Regions from separate parts of the Homo sapiens genome. Here regions 1, 2, 3 and 4 are each linked to region 5. Evidence: chromatin loops called from intact Hi-C (ENCODE). Cell type or tissue: heart right ventricle. All regions are shown on one strand. Region 1 has its middle 94 kb from the start of LINC00161. Region 2 has its middle 81 kb from the start of LINC00113. Region 3 overlaps LINC01697 (long intergenic non-protein coding RNA 1697). Region 4 has its middle 37 kb from the start of LINC00113. Region 5 has its middle 140 kb from the start of HEMK2.

Evidence for each region. Peaks named below come from ENCODE experiments on the same cell type or tissue, not always from the same donor. Only the 100,000 strongest peaks of a DNase experiment are listed, where the experiment ranks them.
Region 1: it touches region 5 in a loop (3-fold over the local background); 18 of 110 quality-filtered maps call a loop at or near these places.
Region 2: it touches region 5 in a loop (2.7-fold over the local background); 4 of 110 quality-filtered maps call a loop at or near these places.
Region 3: it touches region 5 in a loop (6-fold over the local background); 3 of 110 quality-filtered maps call a loop at or near these places.
Region 4: a loop joins it to region 5, with 6 times the contacts of the local background. A loop is called at or near these places in 11 of 110 quality-filtered maps.

What each region holds. Positions count from the first base shown.
Region 1 is chr21:28,630,948-28,635,947 of GRCh38, forward strand. It overlaps a transcript of HEMK2 not described here. Among named protein-coding and RNA genes, the nearest start is that of LINC00161, 94 kb to the left of the region's middle. In heart right ventricle, no CTCF peak of the experiment used is centred here; a DNase peak (open chromatin) is centred at 3,094; H3K27ac peaks cover 4,054 bases.
Region 2 is chr21:27,800,558-27,805,557 of GRCh38, forward strand. No RefSeq gene overlaps it. Among named protein-coding and RNA genes, the nearest start is that of LINC00113, 81 kb to the left of the region's middle. In heart right ventricle, a CTCF peak has its summit at 2,515 (motif pointing left); a DNase peak (open chromatin) is centred at 4,129.
Region 3 is chr21:28,096,883-28,101,882 of GRCh38, forward strand. All of the region lies in intron 1 of LINC01697 (long intergenic non-protein coding RNA 1697), which reads left to right. Among named protein-coding and RNA genes, the nearest start is that of LINC01697, 51 kb to the left of the region's middle. In heart right ventricle, no CTCF peak of the experiment used is centred here; a DNase peak (open chromatin) is centred at 2,599; H3K27ac peaks cover 1,391 bases.
Region 4 is chr21:27,756,625-27,761,624 of GRCh38, forward strand. No RefSeq gene overlaps it. Among named protein-coding and RNA genes, the nearest start is that of LINC00113, 37 kb to the left of the region's middle. In heart right ventricle, a CTCF peak has its summit at 2,647 (motif pointing right); a DNase peak (open chromatin) is centred at 2,677.
Region 5 is chr21:28,742,309-28,747,308 of GRCh38, forward strand. It overlaps a transcript of HEMK2 not described here and the pseudogene LOC124905067. Among named protein-coding and RNA genes, the nearest start is that of HEMK2, 140 kb to the right of the region's middle. RefSeq lists a silencer at 299-593 and an enhancer at 3,303-3,392. In heart right ventricle, CTCF peaks have their summits at 448, 2,928 (motif pointing left) and 3,593 (motif pointing left); DNase peaks (open chromatin) are centred at 3,190 and 3,563; H3K4me3 peaks cover 886 bases; H3K27ac peaks cover 1,611 bases.

The sequences.
Region 1 (5,000 bases), 110 kb before region 5:
AAAGAAAGTTAATGATTAATTAAGCTCAGTTTTTTATGTAGGTTTAACAGTGACTAAGGAAACAGGAAGTCACTAGAGAGTAATGAATCTCCCCAAACAAAGTATGTGTGCCTCTCTCACCAACTTCAATGGGGTTGGGGTGCAGAGGAAAATTTAGATATTCCAAAACTGACATAGGGAAATTTTGATCCAAAGCTCTCCCTCTTCCTGGTTTATAAATGGACAGTTTCAGAGGGACCAGCTGGTCCAGTCCCAGGAAAACTTCAAAAACATCATACTAGGAAAGGAGACAATATCCAAAAGATTATCTGTGGAATCAGGTGAGATTGCTTTTTATTGTAAAAATTCTGGAAATTCTTTAGCAAATGTGCTAGTAACATTCTTAAAATATCTAAACCTGTAAAAGTTTTTCTACTTCCGTAATGTTGCTTGGTCAACCAGGATTCTCTACTTCAATAATTTCCAATCCTAGCTGAATGGCAGGTCTTTTTAAAAATACATATTCTAAACCCCACCCTAATTCAGTGGTCTTGGATGAGATCTGGAAATATGTGTAGTAGAAACCCTGACAAAATTATAACTAGCATACAATTTGCCCAACCCAAAAGTTTCATAAAGCAAGAAATCAGAAAAAAAATGGCATATGTACATCTTTAAGGTTAATCCTTTATATGAAACTAAAACATAAACATATGCATTTGACAGACTTTTTATGTCAAGTACAGGCTTTTTCTCATATAAGTCTACTGATTAAACAGTAAAGCCATTTTCTTGTGTATTTCACACACAAAGACAAGATATATAATCTCCAGTTTTAGTTTCTTTGGAGTGAAGACTTCAAGACTTTGTTAAAAAAAAAAAAACAGGAGCCTAACCTCTTAGATTTAAAAAAATTTTTTTTATCACTTACAGTTGCCCTGTCCACATACAACAACAAATAAATGGTATCACTCTCTTCACACTCAGATTTTATCAATTTATATTATTTACATTGCACCATCAGCAGGCTTATGAACAAACACAACAGTATCCAGTAAACACAATCAAGTGGAGTGTGCAGAAATGCTTTGGAATACTAGAGAATTAGCTACAAACCAGGACTAGTCAGCTTGCTGTGGTAACTAGTCAATATCTTACTGAAGTAAAGGCGAAAGTTTGTTAAAACAATGAGTGAGTTGAATAAGACTCATGAATTATCTCTGTACAATATATTTCTGAAGAGCTCTACACATAAGCAATTATGATGGTTATCTAAGTTTGTGAAATATTACCCTATATCAGAGTTTCTCAAACTTAAATGTGCATACAAATTCCCTGAGAGTCTTATTAAAATGCAGATTGTAGAAATCAGTGTGTCTTGGGTGGAACCCCAAAATCTAACAGTCTCCTAGCTTTTATCAGAGTAAGAACTCTAAATGAGATCTCTACTATGTCACATGTTTTTATCAGTTGTGGCAGCAAAATTGTAGTTGAAAGTGAATTTTCTTGCATTTTAACCTTTTATAATTAAATAACTTCAATTTTTTTAAACAGAAGAGTTTCTTGACCAATTATTCTCAGTAACAGCATAAGATGTTTTCATTTTTTCCAACCATTCTTCGGTTTAGTAGAAAGAAGTGTTAGAGAGCAGTCACAAAATGTGTTTTCATTTTCTATCGATGTCAACATTACCAAGTCTGTTTCTCTGTCCACACGGTAAAATAGAAATCAAACTATTTGTTCTTATAACTTTTGGCTTACAGGGGAAAAAGTTATATTTATAGAAAACTTTATCAGGATGGCTGCTTCTAACTCTCTCTTCCAATTCTTGCTGTACAGTTTGGATTTAGCTAATGACAGTAGCTAAAAGAAAACCAAAATAAGTGATTTCTTGGCAGCAAATGCCTCCCTGATGAATCACCATAGAAAAGATAGCACTGGAGTTTGACGGTGGGATGAGCAAAAAGCAGACGCAGTGTAGACAGGTTTTCTCCTGCTGCAAGTGGCTTATTTCAACTGTCAACACATCACATAAGAAATTTATAGTCAGAGTCCTATTTCCTCCCATTCCTATGGCTCCTAGCATTACTGCCACTTGATCGGACCCCATTTTCACAATCCACAGCTTTTCTCTAAAACCAGCCACCAAACTCTGATTGTGATACACTCACCCACTGGATGAGATTATGGGGACTGACATCACTATAGAAGGAGTACTTGCTCCAGGTGGCCTGAGAGGAAGCAAGTCTGAACCTGTGTACTGAAAGGGCAAGGCTGGGTCTCTACAGAGGTTAGGAATGCAGTCCTCAGTTGTCAAAAGGCCTGCCAGCACTAGTGTGCATAGTCACAAAGAGAAAATGAACAAAGCTGTCTCTCCCCATGAGCCAGGATGATCCACAAATACCTCACCTTTACTACTGACATCATTTACTATTGAAAATCCACAGGTGAGATCTTAAACTCCTACTTAGGTGGAAACTGTGATTCTAAAAGCACACAGGGCAATTCTCTGGGTCTATTTGTTTTCAAAATTATGGCAACTTTTTTAGGGAATAGAAGAGACTGAACAGGAAGCCTACCAAATAAATGGGCTGTTAGTAGCTAAGTCTGGCAGTCATACCCACATTCCCAAGTATTTTTTTAAATGCCAAGTATTTTTTAAAGTTCTGTTCTTTTAGAAACCAGAGGCCCATTTCAGAATATAACAGGAACTGTGAACCCTTTTCTCAAGACACAAAATCAACCTTCTGTATATGACTTCGAGATGACTTAAAGAGCTTTTTCCTCTGCGTGGCTACCAGGTTACAAATTCCCATTGTAATACAATACGAATAGTTCTCTGAGCCATTGCAAAGACAAAGGTGTAAGTAAATAAGCACTGTACACTATGCTCAGGGTAAGAAGTTCAGCAACTTCTCCTTCTGAAACCTATCTGCCATCCGTCTCCACACCAGGAAAACGTTAGGGCGGTAACAGGAATAACCTACTGTGAAGTTCTGATAGTCACCAGCTTCCTGTGCTGGGCCCAATGGAACAGGCTTCGGTTATCTAAGATAATTCATTCTGTGCCAGCTACAGTGCCTGTTTAATTGTTCAGCGTTTCATGTTCGGGAACTCCTTTCCAATGACTGACTGCCCGTGGCGTCACTGCCATTCTGAATCATGCAAATGAGAATGTCATATCCTCTGACTCAAGAAGCTTTATCTCATTAAAAATTATTTTGAGAACTCCAAGCAGAGAGTTGGTCTTTGCTTAGATCTGACTTCCCAAATACATCACTTTTCCTTTTCTCACGGGGATCCAGCTGATTTGGAAGGAGACTGGGAAGTGTGCAAGGGGGGAATCCTATGGAACTGAGCTTGGGAAGCAGGTATTTGCTGGCAGGGATGCTCTCCTCCTTTGCTGAGAGGCTGTGGTCCACAGCCCTTGCCAAATCTGTCGCAGTAGCTAACAGTACATTTCCATGTATGTACTATTTTCTCCCAATTTTCCCCAAGGAAAGGGCGAGTCAGGATATGCACGCATAGCACAGGACAAAAATAGCCTTGTTTAAGTAGATAAGTAGCTATTAAGTGAAGTTCCTTGACTTTGTCTATTCTGAGCACCAGTATTTGCACTAGTCAGGCAGCATCCCCCTAGGTCAACTACCTGTGTATTCTTGTACTCTCTACTGAAAGACAGTATGCACAGGGCTTATGAAAACAGACATTAGAAATAGGATTTGAGTCCTTGGGGTAGTTGTGTGACTTACTGGTTATATGAACTTAGACAATTTACCGAACCTCTCTGAGCTTAAATTTGCTCATTTATAAAATGGGGTAATACAAGTTTGTAACTTATAGACGTATTATAAGGATAAAATTAATTAATATACTGCATATAAAGTTTCTAGCTCAGTGACTGACACATATTACGTGCTATGTGATGCATATGTTAAGTGCTTGTGAAGGTTAGCTGTTACTATTACACCAGGTATTCTTGAACATTTCTTTAACTCAGAGTTAAAGCCAGGAAAGACATGTGTTACATTTAGTTTAAAGGATAAAAAACAATATAGCATAGACTTGGGAGTCTGGTAGTTTATCACGCAGGTAAATGCTATAGCAGTTAAAAGTCAGCAAAGTTCAAAATTAACTCTGAATGATCTATGATCTATGTGTTTAATGTCCTCATCTTTTTTTTTTTTTTTCTTTAGATGGAGTTTCGCTCTTTCTCCCAGGCTGGCATGCAGTAGTGCCATCTCGGCTCACTGCAACCTCCACCTTCCGGTTTCAAGTGATTCTCCTGCCTGAGCCTCCCAAGCTAGCTGGCATTACGGGTGCCTGCCACCACACCCAGCTAATTTTTGTATTTTTTAGTAAAGACAGGGTTTCACCATGTTGGCCAGGCTGGTCTCCACCTCCTGACCTCGTGATCTGCCCACCTCGGACTCCCAAAGTGCTGGGATTACAGGTATCCTCATCTATTAAGTAATAATCAAGTCTTCCTCATGAGATTTTAATGGCACTTAAATCAAAGGAAGTAAAACATCAAGCCCACAAGGATTAAGTGTACAATTAATGTTAGTCATCATTACCACTAAAAATTAACATGAGCTTAAATATATACAAACTATAGAATATAGGCAGCAGGCTCCATTCATTTAAAAACTACTGATACTACACTACTGTGTACCAAGCATGGTTCTACACATCTTATTTAAAAATAACTCATTTATTTAATCCTCATAATAGCTCCAGGAGGTAGGTACTATATCACCTAGCCCTATTTTAAATATGAGGAAACAGTGGCCACTCCATTACTAAGTTGCAGACTCATGATTCACTCCCAGGCTCCCAAGACAATGCTCTTTCAGTGCTGTCTAATAGAACTTTCTACAATAATGGAACTGATTTGTCTGTGCTGCCCAGTATGCTAGGCCCTGGGCACGTGTAGTAATTGAGCCCTTAAAATGTGGTAAATATGCTTGAGGAATAGAATATTTTATTTCATCTCATTTTAATTAATTTAAATTTAAATA
Region 2 (5,000 bases), 940 kb before region 5:
TTTAAAAACAATAATTTATAAATGTGTTTTCACTGAAAAAAAGCTAAGTTTTTTTTTCTCAGCTTGTGCAACTTTATTATACATTTGTTTAATGCACTATCTGACTGCGATGATATATCTACCATATGGTCTCTCATTTTGTATATAGTATTTATAGAGCAATTCGTGGCTGTACAGTGAGATGTTTGGTTAGGATAATGTCTAAGATTAATCAGTAATTCTGATTAAGCCTCTACCATGTGCAACAAAGTACATTCTAGATGCTTTGGTAAATACCCAGGTAAATGAGAAATGAATCTTTCTTTTTTGCTTTGGAGATGGAGTCTCACTGTCACCCAGGCTTGATTGCAATCATGCGACCTCGGCTCACTGCAACCTCCAACTCTGGGGTTCAAGCGATTCTCCTGCCTCAGCCTCCTGAGTAGATGGGATTACAGGCACACGCCACCATGCCTAGTTAATTTTTGTATTTTTAGTAGAGGCAGGGTTTCACCACGTTGGCCAAGCTGGCCTTGAATTCCCGACCTCAGGTAATCCACCTGCCTCAGCCTCCCCAAAGTGTTGGGATTACAGGCGTGAGCCACCGTGCTTGGCCATAAATCTTACTTTAATCTAGAAGAGAACATAAGATACACACAAGCATCTATAATACAGTACGAGAAGTAATAAGACTGTAGAGGATGTTGCTGTGTGTCATCCCGATCTTGCCTTTAGGGCAGAGGCATTTATTTCTCCAGCTTGCTGGCTTGTCATATGGGTTACTTTTTAGAGCCCAGTGAGCTTGGATTTGACAAGACATGTCCTCAAAAAAAAAAAAAGAGATAGAACAAATTATTGCATCTCACGCTTCCGAGCACTAAGAAAGCAGATTTTGAGGCATCTTTGAGTTCTGGAGGAGCCGTATGACACACTTGAGAATACCGCTCTAAGTATTTTATAGACAGCAGTGGAAGGCTGACAGCTTTGAGTGGACCAGAGCAGGAAAAGGCTCTGCAGTTTGTGGTGAGCAAGGGGCCCTGGAAACCTGTCATATAATCTGGCAGTTTCAATCTGGCAGTTTCAATTATTCTGGAAATAAGAAAGATGCCTTGTGAAGAGAGAAAAATATAGGCTTCTAGCATTCTATAAGAAGACAATATACAGTAGAAAACTAGGCACCATTTGAAAAGCATCTTTTGTTATGCCACTGGTATATGTAGAGACCAAAAGGCCACGTATACCAAGTGTCCGTGAAATCAGAGCCACCCAGTATGAGGTGTGTATTATTACACTAATCGTGTCATGAGACTGAACAGACCCAGTAGCAATTCTTCATGGGATGAAAGTGGTACTCCCAAGATCAGGCAGAAGCGGGGCTGGAAGAGTCATAAGTAAGCTGCAGGGAGAGGTATTCCAAACTCCTATCTCACCAATGAGCTCACACGTGCAGACCTCAACAATTAAAAATAAAAACGATCCAGGGCAGAGCCTTTTCTCTTAAACATGTCTTAAGACTTACATGTGTAGGTATATCTGCATATCCTAAATGTTAATTATACCATTTTATATGTTTTTATGCTTAAGCTAACAACTATTTTGCTATTTAATATATAGATTTCCTCTACCCCTCATATAGTGTGCTGTGAATATTTCAAAAAACAATGTTTATTTTCTTTTTCATAAAGTTTCTACTAAAATTTCTCTTAGAAATTATTTTGGAGACATCGTTGCACTTGGCCGAAGTTAACAGTCATTGAAATGAAGATTCAGATATTTCTAGGAACCGCCTCCCAACACCTTCATTTTCCTGTCTCCACGTTAGTGACAGATTATGTCCAATGTAGGTGAAACACACATTATACTAAGCAGAAACAAAATACGTTTTTAGAGTGAAAGAGAAACCTTAATCTTGTAAAATATACATTGAAAAAAAAAGAATAAGTTTGTACTGCTTAGGACAAAAAAGCTGCATTAGTTATTTTTTTTCCATTTAGCGTTTTAATTGACAGATGACAGGTTGTATATTTTTATAGTGTTCACATGATGTTTTGCTATAACCCTCAGTTATTTTAACAAGGAAAATTAGTATAAGTGCTCTTCATTAGGTAGTAAAGAACTGGAAAGGTAAAAATTTCAAAAGTATTCCAGAGATAGCAACTGTTGAAAGAAGCCATCGCCCTTAGGGCTGGGTTGGGGGAGGCAAAAAGAAGCACTTAAAATTATTAAAACTTAGAAATTTGAGGAAAGAGTCCCAGGGAACTGGAAGTCAGACCTCTTTGAGAAAGGGACATCGTTAGGCTGGTGGTGCATGTGCCTCCAAGAGGAAACAATGAAGAGTGACTGTGAATGCTGGAAAGACCCACAAACGTTGCACTGGAACAAACAGTGACTGTCAGGGTGAACAAATGTTCCTGGAGTGATGCTAATCGGAACAGGATGCAAAAATTGAAACAGAAAACAAATAAGAATGAGCATCTCTAGTTGCTCCTCCTCCAGCCGTCCCTCTCCATTCTCTTTCTCTAGTGACCCCTACTGGCCGATTTCAACAGGGACCCCACCAAGGCTGAAATAAGATTCAGCAAGTAAATAAGGTTCAGCAAGTACATAAAACTCAGGTTCAGTATCCCAAAGCAGAGCATAGAAGAGAGGATTTGCAAAGGTAACTTTTACATACATTCACAAATAAGTAGCAAACAAAGAAAAGAGCTCCTATATACAGATACCTTGAAGGGCGGAAGATGTAAACTAAAAGAAAAATTATGATGCCTCTGGAAACAAAGCTGCTATCAATACTCCTTTTATGTCTTTTTTTCATTTAGTAATTTTTGTGGTCTCATATTTTACAGGTAAGTATTTGATCCATTTTGAAATGACTGAAATGGCTAGTCACGTGCCCCAACATCATTTATATAATGATATATTCTCTCCCCACTATTTTAAATGTTGTCTTTACTACATACTAAATATCTGCTTTTTATTCTGGCCAATCTATTTCCTTTTATTTTTAACTGGTTTATACCTGTACTATTGTAACTCATTTTAATTATCATAGCTTTGTAGTATAATATATTGCCTACTCATACCTTATTATTACTTTTATTTTTAAAAAATTTATCTTGCATGTTTATGTTTCTAAATAAATGTTAATGGTATTTTCTCAAACTCTAGAAGGAAATATGTTTACTGGTGGCTCATTTGTGATTATGCCAAATTCACAGAATAATTTACTCATTGTTATCTTTATCATCGTGAATCATCGATCTCAGAGGTCTCTCTTTTGCCTTGCTCAAGTATTACTTTATAAGTTTAATATATTCAATAAGTATTTAAAATTCTTGGTTATTGTGATACTTTTCTTCCATTATATTATCTAGCCAATTACTTTTTGCAGAATGAAGAGCTTATCTTTTAATATTAAATCTTGTCCCTTTGATTTTGTGGGATTATGTTATTCATATTTTCAGTTGACCACCATTGGTTCTAGGAAAAAAAAAATACATAGACAAATAATAATAATTTGATTCTTCAAACTTCCACTTATTTATTTATTTATTTATTTATTTATTTATTTAAAATTGTGGTAAAATACACATAACATAAAACTTACCAGCTTAACCAATTTTAAGTTTTAAGTAGTGCTAAGCACATTCACACTGCTGTTCAGCCAACCTCCAGAACCCTTTTCATCTTGCAAAACTAAAACTGCTCACTAAACAATAAATTTCCATGACCCCTACCCTCTAGTCTCTGTTAATACCTGGCCTTTCAAACCTTCCTATGATAACTGCATTTTGTTTGTTTGATGTATTGAGTAGTACTTCAATAATGACATAAAATAATAGTTGTTACATTGATAATTCTTTTTCTTTTTTACCACCATCAATGGGAATGTGTCAAGTTATTAGCAAAATTAACTTGACAGAAAAGAAATTTGTTGAAAGAATATTGATTAGCTCACAAAATTACTGAGAACTCTGGTGGTGAACATACTGAGAAAACAGGCAGGAATCAGAGAGGTCAGGCAAATTGGTGCCACAGAGTCAATTCAGGGAAGGACATTATCACCACCACAGCCAAACCTGGATATTGTAGCTCATCTCATTCCAACTCTTGGCCCAGGCTCTGGTCCTTGGTCACTGCATTCCATCTCTGCATTCCATGCACTACATGGCCATGTTAGTCTCTGTGAACTGGGAATTGTTTCCCTGTCATTGTTGGCTAGGCAGGGCTTCTGCGTAATCCAACTCTATTTTAAATCTGGGTCAGATTTGTTTAATTGGCCATGCTTAACTGCAAAGAGTAGTGTGTGTAAATTTGTGTGTGTGTGTGTGTGTGTGTGTGTTCAGAAACGAGTACCTCTTTTGTTTTGCTTAGTTTTCTTATTTGATTTTGTTTTGTATTTGGCTTCCACAGTGAAAGTCAATCTTTGGCATCCAGGGAAATATATGAAATGGGGAGTTCCTTCTTGAATTTAGGAGGGGGTTCAGATGCTAAGAAGAAACAAAAACAATGTTTCAATTCATAGAAATTCTAGTCTTTTACTCTTAGGCTTGGATCAGTTCTAGGTAACCTCTCTAAATTTGGCCCAAATTTTCTTATACTTGATAATTACAACATAATGTAAGAAATTTGGGAGTTTTCCTAGACGCTAAATCGGAATGGGTTTTCTTTTTTTCCTCTATGCTTTAGGTTTTTAAAAATGAGTTTTAGAGAGAGAGAAAATTAAATATACTTTTGTTCCACTAATACTTATTGCAATCATCCTGATTATTGTTACAGAAGTTAAAAGAGTAATTTTAAAAGTCTTTTGTGTGAGTAACAGTGTGAGTAAGTAAAAGTCTTTTGATAGAATAAAAAAGTGTTTAAGAACATTTGTATTAACCAGGGTTCTCCAGAGAAACAGGACCAATAGGGTGTGTGCCTGTGTGTTTCTCTCATATATGAAAGAGAGAGAGAGAGGAAGGCAGGCAGAGAGGGAGGGAGAGAGAGAGAGAGAGGGAGGGAAAGAGAGAGAGAGAGAG
Region 3 (5,000 bases), 650 kb before region 5:
TGTAAATTAATTCAACCATTGTAGAAGACAGTGTGGTGATTCCTGAAGGATCTAGAACTAGAAATACCATTTGACCCAGCAATCCCATTACTGGGTATATACCCAAAGGATTATAAATCATTCTTCTATAAAGACACATGCACGTGTATGTTTATCGCAGCACTATTTACAATAGCAAAGACTTGGAACCAACCCTAATGCCCATCAATGATAGACTAGATAAAGAAAATGTGGCACATATACACCACAGAATACTATGCAGCCATAAAAAAGAGTGAGTTCATGTCCTTTGCCGGGACATGGATGAAGCTGGAAACCACCATTCTCAGCAAACCAACACAGGAACAGAAAACCAAACACTGAATGTTCTCACTCATAAGTGGGAGTTGAACAATGAGAACACATGGACACAAGGAGGCGAACAACACACACCAGGGCCTGTCAGGGGGTGGGCGGCAAGGACAGGGATAGCATTAGGAGAAATACCTAATGCATGTGGGGTTTAAAACCTTGATGACTGGTTGATAGATGCAGCAAACTCCCATGGCACATGTATACCTACGTAACAAACCTGCACATTCTGCACATGTATCCTGGAACTCAGAGTAAAAAAAAAATTTTTTAAAAAGGACTTTGCTCTGCTTAGAAATGGGAATAATTATGACAGAACAATATTAATGGAAAACACATGGTAGATATGAATGAACACTGTGAAACGTTAGGAAGCAGGGAATGAAAAATTGCCTCCTTGACAATAGTAAAATTTCAACATGATCCCTGAGAACCATCAGATTTTTAAATAGCATTTTCTCCCCGCTACCCTGCATAGGGTTTGAGTTTCTAGCAGGCTCCTAGGCGATGCGAGTGCTGATGCACGAGGTCACACTTTCAATAGCAAGAGTACAGGCACCACTTAAAGTAACAATTCACATAGATCTGTTTATGACTTAAAAGTTAATAAAAGTGTTCTATAGGAATGCTAGGAAAGAAAGAAAGAAAATTCTAAAGAAAAAAATAATAATTCCTATAGTCTTCAAAGTCTGAAATAATCATTCCCATATGGAGGCATTTCCTTCCAATTATTTTTGTTTGTATATAGTTAACTAATAGTTACCTATTTTGACATCTAACTTTGTTACTTAAGAAACCATGGGCATTTTCCCCATGTAAATATTTTTTTCATAAAACACCTTAAGGCCAACAGAATATTTGGCCATTTAGTTATACCATAACTTATTAGCCCAGTTTCTCTCCTGTGAAATATTTCGATTATTTCCAGTGTCTTATTAGTATAAATAATATGTGGGTAAATAATTTTAAAATTTCTGATTATTTTCTTATAAAAGGTTTTCTAAGAGTTGGATTACTTTGTCAAAGGATATGAATGGTTTAACACTCTTGAATTATATTGCATATGCTGAGTCTATCTCAGCATTATTGTTTTAAAAATATGCTTGTCAGTTGAATAAATGTAAACTAGTATTTTCACTTAGTTTATTTTATTACTAACATGCTTTTATCCATTTCAATGGCTCCTGTCCTGAGAACCAATTTATGTCTACCAAATTGTTTCTTATTTTAACTCAATAATCATGTTAGAGTTCCTTTTATATTAAACATAAATTCCTTACAAGTATTTTCCATTTTTGTCTTTTTTATTTATTTAATTTTTTTAATTTAATTTTTGTGTGTGTGTGTGACGGAGTTTCGTTCTTGTTGCTCAGGCTGGAGTGCAAAGGTCCAATCTCGTCTCACAGCAACCTCCACCTCCTGGGTTCAAGCAATTCTCCTGCTTCAGCCTCCCGAGTAGCAGGAATTACAGGCATGTGCCACCACACCCAGCTACTTTTGTATTTTCAGTAGAGACTGGGTTTCTCCATGTTGGTCAGGCTGGTCTCAAACTCCTGATCTCAGGTGATCCATCCGCCTTGGCCTCCCAAAGTGCTGGGATTACAGGCGTGAACCACTGGTCCGGGCCTTATTTATGTTTCTACCATGAAGAAAGTTTTGATTTTCACAGTGTTTTATATGTAGAAAGTCATTGCAAATTCAAAGCTGATTTTGTTATTTTATCTTAGATTATTGTGGTTTAAATTTTTTAAGTATGTAATCTAACTGTAATTGATCTTATTCATGTGTAGTTTGGACCTCATTTGATTTTGTTTCCAAGGTAAATTTTCAAACACATTTTGTTTAATAAGAAATATCTGCCTCATGAGTTTTGATGATTCTTAAATCATATATTAAAAATTTAGGAAAGCAGAAGTTGTCTCCGGACATTCTAATGGCTTTCACAATACATCTATAAATCATTGCGATGACAGGACACATTTAATTATGTCTAAAATATCTGGGGGTACACTTCTTTAATTCCAACTTTTCTTCATCTACTTTATAACTTTAAAATAAAAAAGGATCATTCTTTCAGATGAATAACCATATTATGTTAAAAGTTAAGAGTCTCCTCAAGACTATGAGTGGCTTTAATGTCATATTTAAACGTCATGTGAGTTTCCTATTGCTATGTAATTAATTACTACAACGTTAGCAGCTCATAGGTCCCAAGTCCAGCACAGTGTGGTTGGGCTCACTGTTCAGGCTGAAGTCAACGTGACAGCAGGCTGTGTTGCTATCTGGTGTGAGGATTCTTTTCCAAGTTCATTTCTGTTCTTGGCAGAATCAGTTCCTTGCAGCTGTCACACTAAAATCCTCTGTCGTTTTTTTTTTTTTTTTTTTTTTTTTTGCTGGCTGCCTACCATAAGTGTAAATTAATCTAGGAAAAAATAGGACACTTTAATAATATTTAGACCTTCATTAACTAGCTTAAGCAAAATTCAATATATTCCAAATTTTATATATATATACACACACACATATATATATTCATAATTCTTATAATCATGTTTGTACAGGTCTTTTATGTGTGCTGTACAGATTTGCTTATATTTTGCATTTGATTTGTGTACAGATATTTTAGTCTAAGTCATCAGTTATAAGAAAACTTCAGCATTTTCTCTCTTTCTTCTTATTCTCCTAATGCCTATCTGAAACCTTTTGGTAATTCATTTGTTTTTAGTTAGCTATCTTTAGTTTTCTAATATTAATTAAAATGTCCTGAAATAGTTATTTGTTTGCAATACTTAAACATAATTAAATTTCATAATGTAAAATATTAAAATATTAATATTATTAATATATTTAATAAATTTAATTAACTATAATAATAGTTATATTTTATAACCATCACATAATTATATTTACCAATGGCTACTGATTTCATATAGTTTTTCTTAACCATATTTCAAAAACTAACTTTCTAGTCCTACTTAAACCATTTTTTTCTTATGTTCTGCTTTGCTTTTTAATAGAAATGAGTATCTTTTTTTTACTTTCGACATCCATTGAAATGATCTTATAGGTTTTCCTTTAGAATTATTGGTGTTATAGTAGCAATTAATTTTCTAAAATTTAAAGCAAAAATAATAAAATGAACACTGTTTAAGTGTATAGTTGGATGCATTATGACAAATGCATAGATTTTTATACCCACTACACATTAAGCCTTTGTATACAATCCCCACTCTGTCATCCCAGCACCAGCAAACCAGAGATCTACTCTTAAATATCCTATGAATGGAATCACACTATATGTACTGTCTTGTGAATGTCGTCTCTCTGTCCACATAATGCTAATGAGATTCATCCACGCAGTCGCATGCATGGGTAGTTCATTCTTTTTCAATAGGAAGCATTATTCCACAATCTGCTTATTAACTCTCCTGCTGATAAACATTAGGGTTATTTACTGTCTTTTACTACGTTGTGTAAAGCTTCTAGGCAGCATCTTGTTCATGTCCTTGCGTGGAATTACATGGCTGTAGAGCAGGCATATGTTTAACCTTTCAAGAAATGGATTAATCTTCCAAAAGTAATTGTACCACTTTATACTCCCACAAGCAATGTATGAACGTTCCAGCTGCTCCACTTCCTAGCCAACACTTGGGATTGATAGTTGTTTTAATTTTAGGCATTCAAATGGGCATAGAATGATAGTTCAGGTTGCTTTGTAAGTATATTAGGGAAGCATCCAACTTACACTCGATGAGGTCAAGTAAGAATTTCTAAAGAAAAGAATATGTAAGAAGAATACTCAAACTGAAAGAAAACAATCTATTAATGTGTGATTCTTACTTAGCCATAGTGAATAGCTCTTCAGACATTTTTATTAAACTTGTTTTGGCACTATTTTGATTAGAAGTTTGCAGACTGGGTCTTTTGATTGTGCCAGTGTGTGCTTTTTAATGTGTCTATGTATGTTTACGTGGGTATTTAGACTTATGATAACTTCAAAAATGTATTTGATAACTTTCCATTTTTTTGCAGAAATATTCTTTCATTAATATTACATGCTTATGGAACTTTACCTATTGATTAAAGGTGAATATTAATATTATTTATATAATAAATTATAAAATATAATATGTATATTATAAATATTAATATAATATTCATAATAAATCAAATGGCATTTTATTATTATTTAAACAATACATTATTTTAAATAATATATTTAAATAAAACATTATTTTTAATATTTAAATAAAACATTATTTTAAATAATATATTTAAATAAAACATTATTTTAAATAATATATTTAAATAAAACATTATTTTAAATAATATATTTAAATAAACAACATATTTCAATACAATATGTAATATTATTTTTAAATGATAATTGAGGCTCATAAAATTAGGCAGAATAATAATTCTAGCAGTAGAAGGGCTTCAGTTTTTATTGATTTATGAGATAAAATCTTATATCCTTGTATATAAACTGTGGATGGAACACATCAAGACTTAAGCTCAAGTAAACTGTCAGTCACCAGTATAAAAAAAATGCTACTACGTATTGTGTTGTAGAATCTATAGCATACTTTATAATAGCTGCAAACCTATATTATTTCAGGTTCTCATACTACAGCCCAAAGTATCCTAGG
Region 4 (5,000 bases), 990 kb before region 5:
TTGCAAAAGACCAATCCTGTAACTACAACTCTCTATCAGACTTTCCTACTTTCATGTCCAACGTAAGTTAGAAAATAGACTCACATTCAAAATTGTCCTGTATGTTTCTATTCCTTTTCTTCCTCCAGCTTCATATTTTTTTCTCAACATTTTAAATTTTAGGTACTTAAATTCTCCCTCATCTTTGATCACCATAGAATTTTATAAAGTTGGTGGATCATAGAGATAATATAGTCCAAGCTGAAGTCCATAAATATCCTGCATTTACATATTGAATTTTTAGCTTTACAATGTCTACATTAATAACAGATTCTATAGTTTGCTTTTCCATTCCAGTTCTGCTACTATCATAAGAAAATGGCTTTATTTCCTCATACATACCTATTATTGTAATGACCTCTAATTAATGAAGCTTCTCGTTTCCCTTTTAGTGATGAGAATAAAGTGATATTAATATTTTCCTCATGTATGTTTGTTATATGGCTTATCAATTTTTACAAACTTAAATTTAAAATTATCTTAAAAGAATTGCTGGTATGCAATCTTGTTTCTTATATGGGAATATGAAGTGATGATTATGAAGGACCTAGCTGGAAACATTCATTAGTTGACATGTAAAATATAATTTGAATACTTAGTAGAACAAGGTTTTAGTTAGCTGGCCGCAGCTCACCAGGAGTATAAAGTTATTGCTGTGGTCTGAATGTTTGTATCCCTTCAAAATTTCTATGTTAAAACCTAATCACCAATGTGATGGTGCTAAGGAGCAGCACCTTTGGAAGGTGATGGGGTTATGTAGAGAAAGTCCCCATTAATGAGACTATGGTCCTTATCAAAGAGAACCCAGGCACTGCCTTTTCTTTTTCACTATTTAAAGACATGGGGAGAAGGCACTATCTATGCACCAGAAAGAGGGCCCTCCCCAGACACCGAATCTGCTTACACCTTGGTCTTAGACTTCCAAGCTTTCAGAACTATGAGAAATAGATTTTTGTTGTTATAAGCCACCCAGTCTATGGCATTTTGTTATAGCAACCCAAATAGACTAAAGTAGTTATTATAAAATAGGTTGTAAGATAAATATGAATGTGATACAGAGTGGAGTACCCCATTAACAAAATCCAGGCAATAAACAGGAGTGAAATATGTTATTGGAAAGAGAACATTAGATAAACAGGCAAAGGCTGAACATGAAAAGAGTCTGAGTTTGTTCACTAGCATGTCAATTAGAAGTGCAGTAGGAAAATTGTTTAAAATCATGCCAACAATATAACCAACCAGTAACTACAAGCAAGTCCTCCTCATTATTTCATTCAGTCTTGCTTATTCCAAAGAATCTTGGGTCTGCCGTCTGCTCTCATCAAGTACATTTGCTTCCAGACTTGAGAGTCTTAGAATTTGTAATGCAGCCTACCATGGCAGCCTGAAAGTTTTCTAAGCCATATCATTATGAAAGTCTGTGCCCAAAGAGTCTGTTTTATTAAGCACAATTACTGGGCAACTAAATAATTTCTAACTAGTCTGAGCAGTGTAACATTGATTACTAAGAATAATTTTAATCTTATTTACTTTTGCTTCTAATTCTTCTATGCTATGTGATGGTTCAAGTTTGTGACCATGTGAATGAACATGTTAAATTTGTCACACTAAGGTATAATGGGGTGTGTGCTTAAAGGAAATTGTTTTAGGTGTTCTTGTGTAGACTATACACTTTTGTGCTTATTTGTTCCTCTTCCATGAAATATATTTGTCAAGTGGGAAGAAAATTCCAATTTACATAAAACTTCATTAAGCCTGGGACTCTAACTCAATAATAAATACGGAACTGAACTGAGTACTTTACTCTAGATGATTAGTTATTAAGCATTAGCACATATCAGATCCATCTGGAGGGCTCGTTAAAATACAAACTGCTGAGATTCATCCTCAGAGTTTTTGATTCAGTAGGTCTTGACATGCAATTTTGCATTTCTCTTAAGTTTACACAGTAAAGCTAAAATTGCTGGTTCAAGGCCCACACTTTTATAACTGTTGCACTTTTTGCCTTTTATAATATCCAAGTGGCCTCTTGATGCAATGATAGAGGCAGGAGTCTGAGAAATTCTAGGCAGACAGGGGCAGGTCCCTGGCAAAATCCCATCCCTGAGTCAAAAAGCCTGAAACCCAATGGCCCGAAGTGAGAACTTCCATCCCTGTGTACCCGCTCTCTCCCGATTGGTTCTTTCTGAATAGCATATTTTTACCAATTGAATGTTGCTTTTTCCATAACCACCTACAGCCCACCCTGCCCCAATTCTGTGCCTATAAAGACCTCAGGCTCAGCCAGCAGAGAGGAAAAGTGGCTGGATGTTGAGAGAGGCAGTTTGACTCCAGAGATGGCAGCTGGATGTCGGAAAGCAGCAACTTGACTTCACAAGAGAGAGGCAGAGGTGACTTAATATCAGAGGAGAGCAACCTGCCCTTCCCATCCCCTTTCCATCTCCCCTCTTGCTGAGAGCCGCTCTCGTCACGCAATAAAATTCACCACATTCACCATCCTTCAATTTATATTTGCGACCTCATTCCTCTTGGGCACCGGACAAGAATTTGGGATGCACCAAGTGTGGACACCCACAAAGGCTGTCACAGTGGCCCTTTGCCATTGCCAGCAGAGGGCAGCTGCCCCATGCAATAAGCCAAAGGGCTGGCTGAGCTGATAACACACTGCTTTCTGTGGACGGCGGCGGAGCTAAAAGAGTATTGTAACATGCCCTCTGGGGCCTTGGGGAACCCCACCTGGATCCTGCCAAGAGGCCTGCATGAAGTTTGCTCCTGCCAGCACTAAAGCAGCCAGTTTTTTCCTGCACTCACTCACCTGCACACTTCCTCCTGCGATGGGTGGGACACAGTCAACCTGAGTGAGCAGAGTTTGCTCATGCAGGCACCTAAATTGCTGGCAAGTTCCTGAGCTCATTCGCTTCAATTCCCGTACTCATTTGCATGGGTGCTCCCTCCCACAAGGGGTTGAACAGGACAGGTTGAGTAAATGGTGCACCCCTCTTTTGAGTCCCACCAAGGGTCAAGAAAATATCCTGCATCACTTTGTCAACTTATGCCACTTAAAGGACATGCTGCCTACTTTAGACTTATTTACAAGTTTGCATAATTTTTAGACATAGACAACGCCGTTTATCTCTGCAATTACTATCAATTCTAACCTAGGAAGCACCAAGTTAATGGCAATAAAAAAAAAAAGAATAAACAACTGTTTCCAGCAACAAGGTGACTGTACCAGTAATTAATTTATTGCCTTCCAGAGGCAAATTCACTATTGCCTGTTCTGAGAAAAAGAATCTGGGCCCTTCAAATAGCTGCCAGAATGTAAAAACTTGCCAGCAGATGGTGGTGGAGAGATGCTGGAGGTGGAAGGGATTTCATCCCAGGTCTGGTATGCTCCCTCATCAGGCTCTCACAGTGGAACACACCTTCTCCAACACCTGGCTCCTGTTCAGCAGCACCCAGAGACCATCAGCTTCCTTTTGCACTCCTTTCAGATAATTTAGCAGTTGAGTCTCTCTGGAAAAATCAATAGCTTTCCATGACACCCCAGAGGATGAATCTCCTGCCTGCCCAAAAGGCATATTTTCAGCAATTTCTTCCAGTACAGCCCCACTGCAACTACTCTGCCACCCAGTGAGAGCCACATTCTCTTTTCTTTTTTTTCTTTTTTTTAATTTTTGATTTCCAACTTTTAAGCTCAAGGGAACATGTTCAGGATATAGAGTGTGCAGTTTGGTACATAGGTAAACATGTGCCTTGTGGTTTGCTGCACAGATCATCCCATCACCTAGGTATTAAGCCCAGCATCCATTAGCTGTTCTTCCTGATGCTCTCCCTCCTCCCATGCCCCACCCTCCAACAGGCCCTAGTCTGTGTTGTTCTCTCCCCGGCAATTCCTCAAAGACTTAGAGGCAGAAATACCATTTGACCCAGCAATCCCATTATTGGGTATATACCCAAAGGAATATAAATCATTCAATCAGGAACATATACGCATGTGTACGTTCACTGCAGCACTATTCACAATAGCAAAGACATGGAATCAACCTAAATGTCCATCAATGATAGACTGGATAAAGAAAATATGGTACATACACACCATGGAATACTATGCAGTCACAAAAAGGAATGAGATCATGTCTTTTGTAGGGACATGGATGGGGCTGGAAGTCATTATCCTCAGAAAACTAATGCAGGAACAGAAAAACCAAACAGTGCATGTTCTCACTTATATGTGGGAGCTGAGTGTTGAGAACACATGGACACATGGTAGTGAGCCACATTCTTACCCTTTCCAATAAGGCTTGAATCTCATCTTGGTAGGGAGGGAGCAGTCTTACTGGATGCTGTATTTCAGCACCAGGGATTGGAGAACACTCCCTCACTTTTGCATCAGCTAATCCTGTACTCTATAAAATTCTTTTCATTTATTACAATCCTATTCCTCCATACACAAATCTCCTGTTAAAATTAATAACTTTTATATCAAACTTCCTCTGTTCACATTACTGTGTTGGTTTCTCCCTCCTGATTGGATCACAACTGATACAATTGGGTTAAATACTTTTTCATAAAATAAATTATTAAATCCATTCCTTTAGTGTGTAAGTATTTAGAGTTTACAAATTACTGAGATTTAATTCTACAAATTATACATATTTACAATCTAGGTGAAGGCACTCAAGAGATATTTAAACATTTCCCCTCTAAGACATCAGTTTAAAGAAAGACAGAAAGAAAGAAAGAAAGAAAGAAAGAAAGAAAGAAAGAAAGAAAGAAAGAAAGAAAGAAAGAAAACCCTTTGCTAGCACAAAACAGTCCCCAAAACCTTACTGTTGGGGTTGAGAAACTGATACCTCCTATGGCACTTTGGAATGCTGAGTACTTTGAATCAAAGGAGTTGAAAGACCATAGAAGCAACTTCAGAACCAATGTCACTCTGACCTCCTGCTCTTCTGTCT
Region 5 (5,000 bases):
GAGCACCATTTGTGCCTCGGTCTTAAAGCAACCCTACATCTCATCACTTTGCTGCCATAAGTTCTGAGAACAATTATTTCTTTGTTAACATTTGGTAAACTTATCTCTAGGGACATAAAAGAAGGTTGGGAACATCTCTGAGGTTTAATTTCAAAACACGTTGAGTTTAACATGGGGATTCACCAAGTGCTGGTAGCTAGAATAATGATGCACTTATCCAAAGACTTTTCAAGGGGAGGTTACTGACTAGTGCTTTGTAGTACAGGCCATGAGAGTAAACATGAAAAAAATGGGCATAATTCCTTTTCCAAGTTTTAATCATAAATGATCATTTTTTTAAAGATTCCAATAACTTGCCCACTAAGAAAAAAAAAAGGAAAAAAAATGGGGGAGGGAGATAACGACACAGTGGTTTTGTTCTAAAACAGTCATGTGCAATGTCATGGTGCCATCTACAGTATTTCAATATTTTCACCCAAACACCAGAATTTGAAGAAGCCCTATAGACACATATCTATTTATTGAGGGAGAAACGTTTTTCTAGCACAACAGTATAAGAAGGCTTTAGGCTAAAATTTTCTCTGTGGTCACGGTCTTCTGTCTTCTTCTCCTATGAACCATTTTTAAGTTTATTCCGTTTCCTGACAACTTCTTAGTTCCCATTGTGATAGTAAATATTAAAATTAATGAATGCGCTGTACCTGGTAGGAGTGCAATGAAACTGTTCAAAAATGTTGGGATTTAGTATCTGCTCACGTTCACACAAACACAGTCACTATTGTCAAATGCGCTGCAGTGGTGGAGTGTAGCAACAGGAGGGATGAGACCCAAAGGTCTGAAAAGCCAGTATTTTAAGAAGTCTTGGAAAATGTGGAGGTTGAAAAATCTAACAGGAGTGCTTGCTTCAGCAGCAATTTAGAGTAGATTAGCATGGCCTCTGCGCCAGGATGACATGCACATTCCTAAAAGTGTTCCGTGTTTTAAAAAAAAGAGAGAGACAGAATCTAAGGGGATGTGTACATTTGCTAGAGCTACTATAACAAAGTACCAGAGGCAGGGTCACTTCAACAACAGAAATTTATTTCTCACAGTTCTGGAGGCTAGACGTCCAAGATTAAGGTGTTGACTGGGTTGAATTCAGCCCATAACAGGAAATAAGGAGTTAAATAAAGCACTTGCTTCTATTGTTTGTACCTAAACTTAACAGAACACAGTAAGTAACAAGTCATTGGGATGCAGAAAAGAAAAAAGAGAGTGAAGGAAGGAGAGAAGGTGAAGGGAGAATGGAAGAGAGGAAGGGAGGGAGGAAAGAAAAGTTTGATGAATGATTGCAGTCTAAACTGGTTCAAACAAGAGATCTTGTTTAATTAAGGAATTCATCCCATCTCTGCCTATTAGGAGGAGGAAAAAGTCTAAAATAGAAGATGGTGAAAGTTGGATGACCCCAGGCATTAAGGCCATTCATCTTTAACTGTTATGCTTGGATCATGCAAATGTGTCTGGTAGCTACAAGGGTTGCTGTGGGTACTGAATGTTTTATTGTTCTGAGACTATCAAAGAAAATAGCCATGGGACATATAGACCACAGAATACTATACAGCCATGAAAAAGAACAAGATTGCATCCTTTACAGAAACGTGGATGGAACTGGAGGCTGTTATCCTCAGCAAACTAACACAGAAAACCAAATGCCACATGTTCTCACTAATAAGTGGGAGCTAAATAATGAGAATTCATGGACAGAAAGAGGGAAATAGCAGATACTGAGGCCTACTTGAGGGTGGGGGCTGGGAAGAGGGAGAGGTTCAGAAGAGAAAAAACTATCTGATACTATGCTTAGTACCTGGGTAATTAAATACTCTGTACACCAAACCCCTGAGTCATGAGTTTACCTATATAACAAACCTGCACATGTACTCCTGAACCTAAAATAAACATTAAAATATTTTACAAAAATAAAATAAATTAACAATTAAAAAAAGAAAAAAATGAGACAATAAATAGATCCTGGGAAAAACTGTCCCCAGAAGTGTTCTTTTAAATTTGCACTACAGATGTAATCCAAGTTGAGTAAAATAGAAAAGCATGGATTTGCTGTTCCTGAAAGTCATTCATGGTTAATTGCCGAACACTTTCATCTGCAGTGTCTGTGGAAGGGTAGAACCTTAAGTAGTTTTTCATTCTCTGACTACTCAACTAGAAAGGCATAAGAGGCAACTCACTCTATGATATCTCACTGTTTGGCCTCTCCTGTTTCATAGTAGCAAAGGATTTTTGCACTTATCCACTAATTTATGATTTCTTCTTAATAAAGGAAACAAGAGCCTCTATTTATTATGATTCCTGCCATGTGTGAGGCTTGAGCTGGGTATTTTACATACATTATTTCATTTGATAATCACCTTTTCAAACTCTTCAACCACATAAATGCATTACAGAGAGCTATTTTAGATAAACATGGTTATAAATATGTAAACTATATAAAACCATATGTTAGAACCATTCTGTTTCATGCTTTTAGAAAATCTTACTATAGACCATAAATTAAAAACAGTAAATTATAAACCAAACACTTTTATGGGGTTTTTTTGGTCTTGCAGTTCTAGCTGAAGGAATACTGCACTTTAACTCACATGCTGATTAATTTTATTCACAAATTTTGAATTATAAAATGTGTAGAGTCACAGACAATTCAATTTTTTCAACACCCATTTTCCCAAGACAATAACCGAAGTATACATACAGTAGCCACTATTGGCAAAAAATGTATTCCTCATTTATGGAAAAAGTGCAAATAAAGAAAAATTGCTGTTTATAAGCATAATTCCAATGACTGCTGCGAGTGGGAAGCACAGTGATTTTGTGTTAGATCTCTAAGAGCTTACAAGATGGAAGCTTGTGGTGTAAGCATTTAGTGGTGCAATACTGTCATCTCGTGGTCAGTATGCAGTATTTCAGATTTAGTTGGAGAAAATGTCTGAAAATCGTTAACGATATTTCCAGTCTCCTTTCACATACTTACTCCCCAGAGAGTCTGATTTGTACACATAGACATGATAGAATCGGCTTGTTATTTAAACAAGCAGATGGATGTTGTATGAGATTGTTCCAGGAGTTTACTGCCTTAGACCCGGACGAGAGGGGCCCTGCCCTGGCCCCGTCAGTTAGAGGGCTCAGCTTTGACCTCTCCTGCCTGTACCCCTCTCCACAGATCAAGAAGTCCTCGGAACCAAGAAAACGCCCATCCAAAACCAAGCCCTTTTCTTCCCTTTACCTGCCCTCTATCTCACCTCACCAGCAGTTCCACTTTCCTGCATCTGGATGAATGCTCTAATGCTCTCACGTTGCCTGAGGTTTCATGAATAATAGCTGGCTGCCACTTCCCAGATATCATTTGCATTTGAGCAGCTTCCCGACATATAACACACCCCTTCCCAACAATAATAATGATGAAAGGAATTTTGAAGATGCAAAAACAGCCCCATGGAATAACTTTTCTCACCCCCTTCAAATCCTATCCCAGCATGTATACAAGAACATGTGAGCACTTTCCAAACCTTAGCTCTCCGCTGCCACCTTCAGGACGATTTCAGTAACCGCAGATACTGCAGCTGCTTAGCTAAGAAACATTAACACTCCCAGACAGAGAAACCTGGCTGAATCCTGAAATAGAGCCAGGTGAGAAAAAAGTGGTCGGCATTTAGTTTATGGTATTTAGCAAAATCTTGTAACATATTTTATTGGATACTCTATCAAATAACAGAATAACAATAGCTAACACCATATATAATGTAGACATGTGTAAGTAATAAAAACTGATAAAACGTTTTGTTTTATATGTATAACAAAACTATATGAATATAAATAAAAATATGTATACATCCTACAGTAACAACAGCTGATATTTATTTGGAGCTTTTTCTGTGGCAGGCAGTATTCTGTATACTTCATCACTGTAAATATGTTTACATGTTTTGAAATGTCTCAATAACAACATGAGGTACATACTACTCTTAGTATGTTCCTTGCCCGTGGGGGACTCCTGTCTTTGCAGTGAGTCAGAAGATAATGACATAAAGCATAGACATAGCATTGCCCTGCATTCATTCAACAAATATCACCGAGCACTGAGAATGCAGAGATCAGTAGGACAAGCAAGTTCTTTGCTCACGACCATGTGTGCAGGTAGGGAGATGAGCAACGGAAAATAAATATTTTTAAGGGAATATATGAGTGATAAATGTAGCTTATAAAATGTATAACTATACTGGAAATCAAAATAGGGTGACGTGATAGAAAGTGACTGAGAGGCTATCATACATTGAGTGGTCCAAGAAGAGTTGCTATTAAAGTAGGGCCAATCTAAAAAAAAAAAAAAACTATATGATGATCTATGGAGAACATTCCAGAAAGATATGAAGAGCTAGTGCAAAAACTTTGAGAAGGGAAGCATTTCAACATACTTGAAGAACACAAATAAGGCCATTGGCAGGGGTGAGAAGGGAAGGGAGAGGGTGGAAGAGGGAGGGCTGAGAGCCAAACACAGCCACAGCATGGAGGGCTTGATAAGCCAGGGCTGTGCAATGAGGTTTTTTACCAGGTGGGAAGAGAAGTTCTTAAAAGGCTCTGAGACTATCAAAAAGATCACTCCGGCTGCTCCATGGAGACAGGAATTTATGGTGCAGAGAACGTAGAAGCAAGATACCTAGTGAGAAATCACGTGCAATATAGAGGCTCAAGAGACACCACCTTTGACTAGCAATGGAAATGGACAGATCTAGAAGATCCAGGTTTGTTGTGGCCATGGAGTCTACAGGTGTACCTGATGTTTTCAATGTGGAACAGAAGGGAAAAGATGAACTGAAAGTCATACTTAGATATGGGAATTGCTATGACCTGGGAGGAGAAAGTTTCTGGGTGGCGAGAAGCAAATCTAGAGTTGTCCTGCAAGGCCCGGATGGAGGAGCCCATTCTGTCTTCCTGTTTGACCGCAGTCCAGC